Linked DNA regions of Homo sapiens: region 2 is linked to region 1. Evidence: chromatin contacts called from ENCODE Hi-C or POLR2A ChIA-PET data. All regions are on one chromosome and are shown on one strand. Each heading gives the region's core, a stretch centred on a gene start or an enhancer-like site at or near the end of the contact. The rest is flanking DNA. Distances are from core to core; before and after follow the strand shown. Region 1 has its middle 58 kb from the start of LINC02393. Region 2 holds the start of LINC02393 (long intergenic non-protein coding RNA 2393).

The links. Hi-C counts contacts between places; a loop is a spot of excess contacts on that map. ChIA-PET counts read pairs that join two places held with the same protein, here RNA polymerase II (POLR2A).
Region 2: a loop to region 1 is called in a map of endothelial cell of hepatic sinusoid, with 2.8 times the contacts of the local background. The contact joins the promoter of LINC02393 here to the enhancer-like site in region 1. A Hi-C loop is called at or near these places in 2 of 168 maps with a recorded cell type or tissue (dorsolateral prefrontal cortex and endothelial cell of hepatic sinusoid). POLR2A ChIA-PET finds 5 or more read pairs at or near these places in 2 of 52 experiments (AG04449 and OCI-LY7).

The regions. Positions count from the first base shown.
Region 1 is chr12:127,820,641-127,825,940 of GRCh38, forward strand. No RefSeq gene overlaps it. Among named protein-coding and RNA genes, the nearest start is that of LINC02393, 58 kb to the right of the region's middle. Within about 2 kb of position 2,556, at least 7 of the 41 ENCODE cell types and tissues checked have a DNase peak (open chromatin) inside an H3K27ac peak, as active enhancers do; they include OCI-LY7 and dorsolateral prefrontal cortex, where a contact is called at or near this core.
Region 2 is chr12:127,878,972-127,884,271 of GRCh38, forward strand. It overlaps LINC02393 (long intergenic non-protein coding RNA 2393), which reads left to right and starts at 2,646. Exons shown (of 3, transcript NR_033987.1): 1 at 2,646-2,760. It overlaps LINC00508 (long intergenic non-protein coding RNA 508), which reads right to left. Exons shown (of 4, transcript NR_126452.2): 4 at 5,018-5,300.

The sequences.
Region 1 (5,300 bases), core at 1,306-3,805:
AAAGGAGCAGATGCAGGTGAGAGGGTGTAATTCATTTGGTTTTCCTGCCTCCTACTCTTTCTTGCTGCTTAGAACATGGATGTGATAACTGGGGCACTAGCAGCTGTCTTGGGTCATGAAGTCACCTTGACTTTGAGTTATGTCAGCTGAACAGAAAAATAGAAGCAGTTTGGGTCCTTTGCATCGTTAAAGACACCCCACCAGCCTCAGACTGGCTGACTTCAAATTGCTTTATAGAGAGAGGTGATTTTTAACTTATTCAAGGCACTGACTCTAACCCTAACGAATGGGGCTTCACATATAAATTGCCTGTAAAGCTCTGGGCACACAACACCTCCCAGACTCTCCTCACACTCCCCGCCTTCACTCACCACGCTCTGTGTCTCAGCCACTCCTGCCGATCCTTATGCCGGCAAATGCTGCACCATCTCTGTTCTCTACCATCCTTTTTGTCCAAGATTTTATTTTATTTTCCTTCTTCTAGTTCAGTGAAACACTTTTCTAATGTGGCAGCTATTAGGCAAAAGAACTCTCGTTAGCTTTGAAACTCCCTTGGTTTACCGTTTGGGGTGGAAAAAGCCCAACCCCCAAGATATGCAGTAAAAAGAGGCCAGAAAAACAGGGGAGTCTCAACTGTGTCTCATGCCAAGGGGATAAAAATTTGCAAATTGAGAATCACAGTTAGAAATGCATAAAAATAAAATGGAGCTAAAAAGAAAGAGAACTAAGCAACGGGTGACAATGAAGGCTGATGGAAAATCTCCAGCGGGGTCACGGCGGGATTGCCTTCTTTTTTAAGGCTGAATAACATTCCACGTATATGTGGAATTTTATATATATGTGTGTGTGTGTGTGTCATTTGAGTCATTCGAGGCATTCAAGGCTTCCCACCCATCTCAGATGCCTGACTTTAAATTGCTTTATGAGGCTGGGCGTGGTGGCTCACGCCTGTAATTCCAGCACTTTGGGAGGCTGAGGTGGGCGGATCACTTGAGGTCAGGAGTTCGAGACCAGCCTGGCCAACAACGCTAAACCCCATCTCTACTAAAAATACAAAAATTAGCTGGGTATGGTTGCATACGCCTGTAGTCCCAACTACTCGGGAGGCTGACGCACGAGAATCACTTGAACCCCAGAGGCGGAGGTTGCAGAGAGCTGAGATGGCACCACTGCACTGCAGCCTGGGTGACAAAGCGAGACTCTGTCTCAAAAAAATAAAAATAATTTTTTTTAAAAAAAATTGCTTTATTAACAGAGAGAGAGAACTTTTATCTTATTCAAGCCGCTGACTCTAATTTTAACTAATAGACCTTCACATATAAATTGCCATGTAACATATTATGTGTGTGTATATATATATGTATAAACACACTACACACACACACACACACACACACACATATATATATATATAATTTTATCTATTGGTCCATCTGTCCACTGACATTTAGATTGAATCTGTACCTTGGTTATTGAGAATAAAGCTGCAATGGACATGAGAGATGCTGATTTTATTTTTAGGGGGATAAGTATTCAGTAGTGGGATTGCTGAATTCTATGGTAGTTAGAGAGTAAAATGGTGGTTTCCAGGAGCAGGTGGAGAGTGAGAAATGGAAAAATATTTGTCAAAGAATACAATGTCTCAGTTCTGGACACCTAACATACAGCAAGGTGACTGTAGTTGATAATAACGTACTGTAGACTTGAAATTTGCAAGAATATATCTTAAGTCTTAGTAGCACACACACATAAAAATGGTAACTTTGCCAGGTGATGTGAATGAGCTTGATGGTGGTGATGGTTTCATGATATATCCATCTACCAAAATACGCATTGCACACCTTATATGCATACAATTTTGTCAATTATGCCTCAATAAAACTTTAAGAAACTATTAAAAATAAAGACATGATATTAAAGTCGAGGCGAGAAAGAAGAGCAGGAGTCGTGTGGGGAAGATATGGTCGTGTTCCTGGAAGGTGACTGGAGAAGAGCAAGGTGAACATTCTAGGGGAGATTTTTCCTGCTGTGAATAGAGCCATGTGCTAAAGGTGCCTTTTGATTTGTTTTTGTTTGTTTCATCCTGTTTTTAAAAAAAGATTAAATTCACATACAAATAATTTATGTCCTAGGCTCAGGAAATTAACAAGCAAAATTCTCACAGGGAAGGTTAATCCCACATTCACTCAGTGATGTGGGTGGTGGCTGAGACAGGACTTGGTGCCACGTGGGAGAGTCTCTGAAAGTCGTTAACAGACTTGGGTTCTGACTCTGTTATTTCTGGAACTCATCAAAGCACAGTAAAGCCAGAAAACTGAAGTGAAATTACCTTTTCTTTCCTCTGAAGATAATGTAATTGACATAAACCATCTGAACCCAGAAGCCAGCAAAGTGTTCTCTTTTTTAATAACTTCTCAGAAAGGCCCAGCAGCCAGGGCCTCTGCATGGCAATTATCCCAGGAACTGTGGGCTCCTGGACACGCTGTGCTCTCCTGGAGAGCATGTGGGTGTAGCCCAGGGAGGTGAGGGCAGAGTGGGCAGCCAGGAGGGGCCGCTGCCAGGCTTTTTCTGTCTTATTTCCATTTTGGTAAATGATCTCACTTTTCTTCTTGAACAACCAATCTGTAACTGGAAGATGAACACGGGGAAAAACTGCATGTAGTGGCTTTAAGCACTGTAGACTAGAAAGACTTGCAAGGCCAGAGACTCAGGCACTTGGCATGGATTTTACATCCCCTGGGGAAGTGGCCTTGCTAAGGTCTGCGAGGCTGAAGCTTGTTAAGGCTTGCGAAGGTCTGTGACCATCATTACTGCTGGTTTGATCCCTTTGGATAACTGTATCCCTTCCAAGAGTTTTTGCAGAACACTCCGTAGATAAGATACCATTTAGACTCTTCCCTGAGCTCTGGGAACACATCAGAGAATCCTATGATTAAACATATGTAACCAGGGCCATTTTAACTGAGAGAGAGAAGGAGAGAGAAAGCATACTAGAACAGGACTTTGAACCTCCATGCCCATTGGGCTGAGTTGATGTGGAGGGAGGAAAGAGATCATTCCTGCTGTCTTGGTTGGTTTGACTGCCACACCCCACATCACGGCCTGTGATTCTTGTGCATAGTTAACCAACTGCTTTATATTCAGGGGCTTCGATGTAATCCACCTGCTACTGAAACAGACCCAATAGTCCCACAGAACTGATGTTTATGGTTTCCTTTGAATAAACATAGAAGTGGACCCTCCTAGTCTTGAAAGTTGAGAAAGTTACATTTTTCCTATCTGAGTTCCTTGCTGAGGAAACCAACCATCAGGCCTCCCAGAGAGTATCAAGGAACTGAAACTCACCACGTCTCAGCATCTGCATAATGAGACACCAGAGCCCTCGCCCACCGCGACTGCCTAACCCACCACCTGCTTCCTGTGGATCAATTCCTTTTCCTTCCCCTTCCATCAGTCCTGTTTACCTGCATGTAGCTACATTTCTGCTATGTAAACCCCTAATAGGATTCAGTCAGGGAGATGGATTTCAGACTGATCTCCCATCTCCTTGGCTACAGCACCTGATTAAAGCCTTCCTCTATACTCTGGTTTCTCTTCAAATTGTATACATCTTCTGATTAAAGCCTTCTTCCTTGGCAATAACTGTCGTCTCAGTGATTGGCTTTCTGTGATGTGAGCAGCAGGACCCAGACCAAACCCCTGGTGTTTTGGTAACACTGCTTCTGCCCTGTCCCCCACTGGGTGGGGACCCCATAAAGTGTTTCATCTTTAGGAAAACAAACACAAAAACTTGACTTTTCTAGGAGTACCTGATTAGATCCAATGTTTGGCTTCTGTTCTAACTTCAGAATGCAACTCCCCTCTGGAGAGACAATTTCTGTCTCGATTCTGCCAGGCAGCTCCATGATGCCCTCAGTGATCACTACAAGTAAAGCTCGGGGTCCCCAGCACTTCTCTTCCTCCTCACCCTCCTACCTGCTTCATCCCCTGTCTCCTGTATCAGTGACCCGGGATGGATGAGGGGTGATCCACCTCAACCCCTCAGGCACCTTTAGCACGTGGCTCTATTCACGGCAGGAATAACCTCCCCTAGAATGTTCACCTTGCTCTTCTCCAATCACCTTCTAGGAAAATGACCATTTCTTCCCCACATGGCCCCTTCCCTTCTTTCTTGCCTCAACTTTAATATCTTGTCTTTATTTTTTAATAGATTTTTTAAGCTTTATTGAGGTATAATTGACAAATCAAAACTGTTAAGTATTTAAGGAATGGAATGCGGTCTTTTGATAGATGGATACACTGTGAAACCATCACCACCATCAAGCTCATTCACATCACTTGGCAAAGTAGCCATTTCTATGTGTGTATAGTACTCACATTTAGGGTCTGCTCTCCTGGCAAATTTCACGTGTACTATATGTTATTGTCAACTACAGTCACCTTGCTGTATATTAGGTGTCCAGAACTGAGACACTGTAGTCTTTGACAAACGTTTTTCCACGTCTCACTCTCCACCTGCACCTGGAAACCACCATCCCACTCTCTCACTACCACAGAATCCAGCAATACACTACTGACTACTTATGCCCTTAAAAAATAAAATCAGCCTCTCTCATGTCCATTGCAGCTTTATTCTCAATAACCAACATACAGATTCAATCTAAATGTCCACGAACAAGATGGACCAATAGAGAATATATATATATACATGTGTGTGTACACGTGCACGCAAATACATATACACACACACTATGTTATATGGCAATTTATGTGAAGGTCTATCAGTTAAAACCACGTGCTAAATGTGCTCCCCTCGCTCCATCACACTAGAAGTCAGACGGGAACTTAGAAGCCCCCCCGTCCTCACTGCTCTGCCCCAGCCTCCATTCTACATGCTAACTTTCTCAGTCCTTTCATGAGATCCACGCGTTTCCCACTCTCCCCAATTGTTTCCCTACCAGCTCTGAAATGGGAAACCTCTTTCTGCTCCAGTGGCTTCTGTCCTGGGCTGGTCTTTGCTTTCTTTACCTGAGGACTGGGATAGGCTCCTGCTATCCTCTGAACGTTTGTGTCTCCTCACGTTTCATCTGTTGAAATCCTAACCCCCAAGGAGATGGTATTAGGATGGAGGCCTTGGGGAGGTGATTAGGTCACGAGGGTGGAACTCTCATGAACGAGATGAGTGCCCTTAAAAGGGTCCAAAGCGATCTGAGTTTTCCCCTTCCTGCCAAGTGAGGAAACAGCACGGAGACAACCGGTGAATGAGGAAGCGAAGAGCCCTCACCGTGCACCGAGTCAGC
Region 2 (5,300 bases), core at 1,396-3,895, 58 kb after region 1:
CAGCTGTATTTTGACCAATACCATAGGGTGTTGTGGTAGACGTAGTTCTCACTGTTTCTGGGGTATGTTTCTGCACTCAGTATAATACTGAGCCAACAGGGAAGACCTGCATGACCTGTGGGGCCTGATCCATTGCGGAAGGTAAGATTGTAGACAGCTTCTGTCTCTGTTTTTGGTAGAGACTTTGCTATGCTAACTAATAATCTGAGTTATAATATTCCAATGAGAACACAAGAGCTCTTAGTACATAACAGAGTCTGCTTGATTTCCTTGAGTTTCCCCAGCTTCTTGTCCTGTGGTTAGCCCCACCCGAGAAATCTGAGGGTAGCTCTCACATTCTGAGCCAGACTCCATTCCAGGCAGGGAAAAGCAGCCCATGTTGGAGAGCAGGGCAAGTCAGATCTTGTGAAGCCAAATGCAGGGAGGTAAGAGAGGTGGAGAAAAAGACATGGACACCCTAGCACAATAGACACGTGGCCAGCCAGCCTCTAGTCCACTGGTTTCCAAGCTCTGAGACCAGGCAGGACATGTAACACCAGCCATCCCTCCTCCTAACCCTGTGTTCAACTCCCAAGTGCCTGCAGTCACAGAGCAAGGAGCAGTGGCTTGTGAGGTTCCATTTCCACATACAACTCTGTGAGCTAGAAACAGAAAGAGCAAGGTGCAGAGAGAATGCATTGATATCCACGTGGGACGGGCAAGAGAGGTTTCCATCCCAACTTCTGTCCTCCGGAATGACGTAACAATGACCTTTGGTGTTTTTTTGCTCAGTCATTGCCAATTTCCCTGAATCAAAGTTTTGGAAAGAGGTCCATAAAGGCTTTTTACTTCTAAAATAGCTTGTGAAAGAACAGACTTTGCTGGGGGAATCAGTGACATGTCCAAGCTTACGATGATGCAAATGTAGTCATCTGAATTGAATCAGAGAGTCATCACCAAAGGAAATTGGCCCTTTTTGTGGTCAGGATCATATTTCTAATAATATCAGTTATGTTTTACCCATTTTCCGTGGAAACAGCACACAATAACAGATAGTCTATAGGAAGCTGTCCTGCAGTGACCTTCATGGCAGGGGAGTTTTTAAAGGCTGAGAGTAATTGTCCAAAGCAGTACAACAGATTTGGAGGAGACCTGGTGAAAGAGCCCAAGTCTTAAGGATGCTAGAACACTCAAATCAATTCTCTCTGCTGCAAGCAAATGTAACCGGATTGCTGCAGGGGTTCGACTATGATTTTCCAGAGTCTTAGCATCCTGGATGCTACAAGCAAAGTGAGGACAAACATGCAACTGACACAGCAGGGGAGGTGAGAAGGGGGCTTCATTCCATATTGTTTTTATATAACTCAATCCTTAGGTTCTCTTTATACACACCAAGCATATTTTAAACTTTCCCTGGCTTACTTTCCAGTTAAAGTCATTGTTAGTTTTAGAGTAATCTCATTGGAAAATCAAAGATCTAGAGTCATCACCAACTATTCTGGGTCATTCACTAGTAAAATTCTAACTCTTTTAAAACAAATTTGTCAGAAATTCTTTATTATGTTGGTTGTACTAAATAAAATTCACTATGAGTAAAATCTCCTCAACTTTCTCTGTAGGTGCTTCATTCACTCACTAATTCATCCATGCATCCATCCATCCATGCATCCATCCATCCATCCATCCATCCATCCATCCATCTATACTTACACAAATCCATCCATCCATCCATCCACCCACCCACCCACCCATTCATTCAACCATTCTTCTATCCACCCATCCATCCACGTACCCACCCATCTATCCATCCATCCACCTACCCACCTATCCATCCATCCTTCTATCCATGCATGTATCCACCCATCAATCCACGTACCCACCCACCCATCCACGCCCCATCCACCTACCTACCTACCTATCCATCCATCCATCCACCCATCCATCCACCCTTTCATTTATTCATTCACAAGCACCTACCATGTGCCGGGCTTTGGTCTAAGACCTGGGGATCCCATGGTGAATGTGAGTCACTTCCCTGCCCTCATCATGGTCACATGCAATGAAGGATTCAGACAATATGCAAGAAAACAAATAAACAAACACAATTTTTAGGTTATGATAAAATGCTATGAAGATAATAAATGGGTAATTTGATGAAGGGAGACTGGAATGGGAGTGACGGAGCCACCTGAGACAGCGAGTCAGGGAAGGCTCCCCAGATGAAGACATGGGGGTGCTGTCCTCTAAGCAGGGAAGGTGCAAAGCAGACAGGCCAAGAACAGGAGCTGCAGGCACAGGATCCAGCAAGGGAAAGTCCTGAGGCAAGAATAAGCTTGGTTAGTTTCAGAAACAAAATGGACATGGGTAGATGGTATGTGTATTTGCTGCCTGAACACATTTCAAAAAGTTTATAGGTCAGGTTTGAAGCATTTAAATTAAAAAATAATCAATGAATATACACAGCATTTGAAGATGTTTTTGTGTGTGTTATTTTTATTTCTAGTTAAGTTTTATCTGATCAATGTAAGGAATGCACGAAGATTCACTGATGCCACAGGGAGATCAATTTACATCACAAAAGCAGTTAGACATTGCTACATCTGTTATTTTGCCAGGAATTCCCCCAAGTACAACTTTTGCTAGACGGTCTTTCCTGAAACCATCTGAAATCATGAGTCAGTATGTGCCAGCTGTATTTAAGACCAAAGGCTTAATGTATCCACATCTGGGGTAGGAGTCAGATGTAAAACAAGCCCAACATTGCCTTGGAAGTTCTATAGGGTAAGTAAATGCTAACATTCACTTTCTTGCCTCAGTGGCTGTGGCTCTCACCTCTACTACTATAACTAGAAGCTTAATATTCACTTTCATTCTTTGAAAAGGTGACAGTGTTTCTTCCAGTCCAATAATGGAACTTTCCACTAGGTTGGTAACACAATTCAATTTTTAAGCCAAGCTCAGCCTGGTTTTGTCTTAACAATTGGGTTATTTAGCTTGACTCCTACAGAAAAACAAGCTCTTTCATGATGGGATGTGCAGCTGTGAATAGTACAACATGGATGAATGTAATTATGGGATTTGTTAAGTTTGGTGAAAAGAAAGTGGATTGGAAGGCTGCCATGCTTATCTATGGAACGAAAAAAATGAAACATGTACAAATGATATATTAGAGGTTTAAAAAAGGCTCAGACATGCAAGGAAATTTGAACATTGACTAGATATTTGAGGATATTTATATTTTTAATTCTATTTATGAATGATTACAGTATTACAGTCATATTTTAAGAGTTCTTATGTTTTTAACACGCATAAAAATATTTACGTATTCTATGAAAAAACCTCTCAGTAGGGCTTTTTTAACCTTTGCAAAATCTTCCGATCATGTTTTGTTCCCAAATTTTGTTCTGTTCGTATTGTTTGTTGTTGTCATTGTTGGTAATACACTGACCTAACCACCAAGATATTTGGAATTCAACTCAGAATTTCCACAATCATAGATAGAGGTCATATTCATTATGCTTTATTCCTAAACAATTGAAAATTTCTCCTTCAAGAATTTGCTAGTATTTTGACATTTAACCAAGAGTTTTCTTCTGAATCTACAGCAATGGACTCTTTCGTGGCTAGATTTGAATCCCACGTACAACAGAAGCTTCCAAATGCGTTGTTTGGCCACAATGAAGAATCCTTATTGAAATATCCCTTGAATGGCATAATTGAATAGACGTAATTGCAAAGCTCTGCACCATGTAAAATTGTAAATAGCACTGACAAAATAATTTATGCTCATTTATGATACAGTAGCTCATTATGGCTCCAATTTTCATTTCCTTCATTAGCCAAGCTCATCTGTTTCTCTAGTAGACATTCCTTTTGTCTATTATCTACAATCCTTTTCCCAGAGAAATGGACTCTTGTGTATGTAGATGAGAAGAACTGAGCATGAGAGGGTGCTGATAACAGGGGATATGGGCACCGCATAACCTAAACAGACTTTGACACCACAACAAAAGAGAGACAGATACTGTAGAACAATGACAGGTAAATATTGTATTAGAATAGTGCCTATTTCTGCTTTGGTTTCAGGAATGTCTTATAATAAATGAATAAAGTGGGTCACCACTACAATTACAGCAATAATGATAATGAGTTCAATAATAACATGAAAGAACAAGAAGCTTGCAATCAAGTCCCATATTCCTTGTGGGTGTGTTTAAGGAAACCTCGTGTCATATATTTGTTTTACTTTAATTACTTCCCTCATCTTCTAGTTTATTACTTCTCTCCACCTTGTGTCAGGTTAGAAACCATCACTTCCCTATGTCTCCCATCCTTAGCTGCAATATTCCTTCTTTATCTTGAGCAGCAGGAGATCTCTTTTCTTTCTTTCCACTTGTTCCAGCTGGAGACCATGACATAGAAGCCTCTCACTTTCTGGGATTGTTGAAATAAAACTGAACCCCTTCCCCACTTTACTTGTTCAACCCAGAGGAAGGTTGAAGAACTGTGGAGATGGAGGATGCTTACAGTATTTATTCTCCTTTTTCTAACTAGCAAGGTTAATATGTGAACATTGTGGTCATGTGTGACTTACTTGTAAGGTTCCTGGATTCTCTGTGTTTGACAAGGTGAGAGGTGGCCCTAGTCCTCTATACGAATGGGCCCAAAGAAAAACTGTACTTACAGAGTCCAATGTAGAGGATAATTTTACTAAAGGCCCAACCATGTCTACCAAACCAGCAATAGGAGCAATGAAATTGCTATGTTTGTCATATTTTTATATAAATATGCCTCTTTTTATTTCAATTGGTTCCAAACTCAGAGAGGAATGAGGTAGGGTTAACTGTTGCCCTCCTAAAACCCAAAAATGAACAGTAACATTATATTAAAAGGGTGGGTTGTTGGCTAAATCAGGTTTTTAAAAGTATATTAAGACAGAGAACCTCATTAAGGTTTGTGGTGTCGTGTTAATGGCACAGATATGTTTTGCTCATCCTCATATTTAAAACATGCAATATTTAGTTGGTGGGTCTCAATGTTTTGTCTGAAAATTTTATTAGTTAAGAATAGTGTTCATTTGAATTAGAGGCTAAAATTAGCTGCTTATATGAGAGAGAAGTTTGTTTCTCTCTCATGAAAACATCTTAAGAAAGAGGTCTGAAGCTGGAATAGTGGTTTGGACCTAAAGGTCGTCAGGAACCCAGGCTTCTTCCAGATTGTTGCTCTGCTTCTGACCTCCATTCCTCTTCATCTCATTAGCAAGATGGCAGTAACAGCTACAGACACCACCTCTACATTAAAGTATATAGGAGAAGACAAAT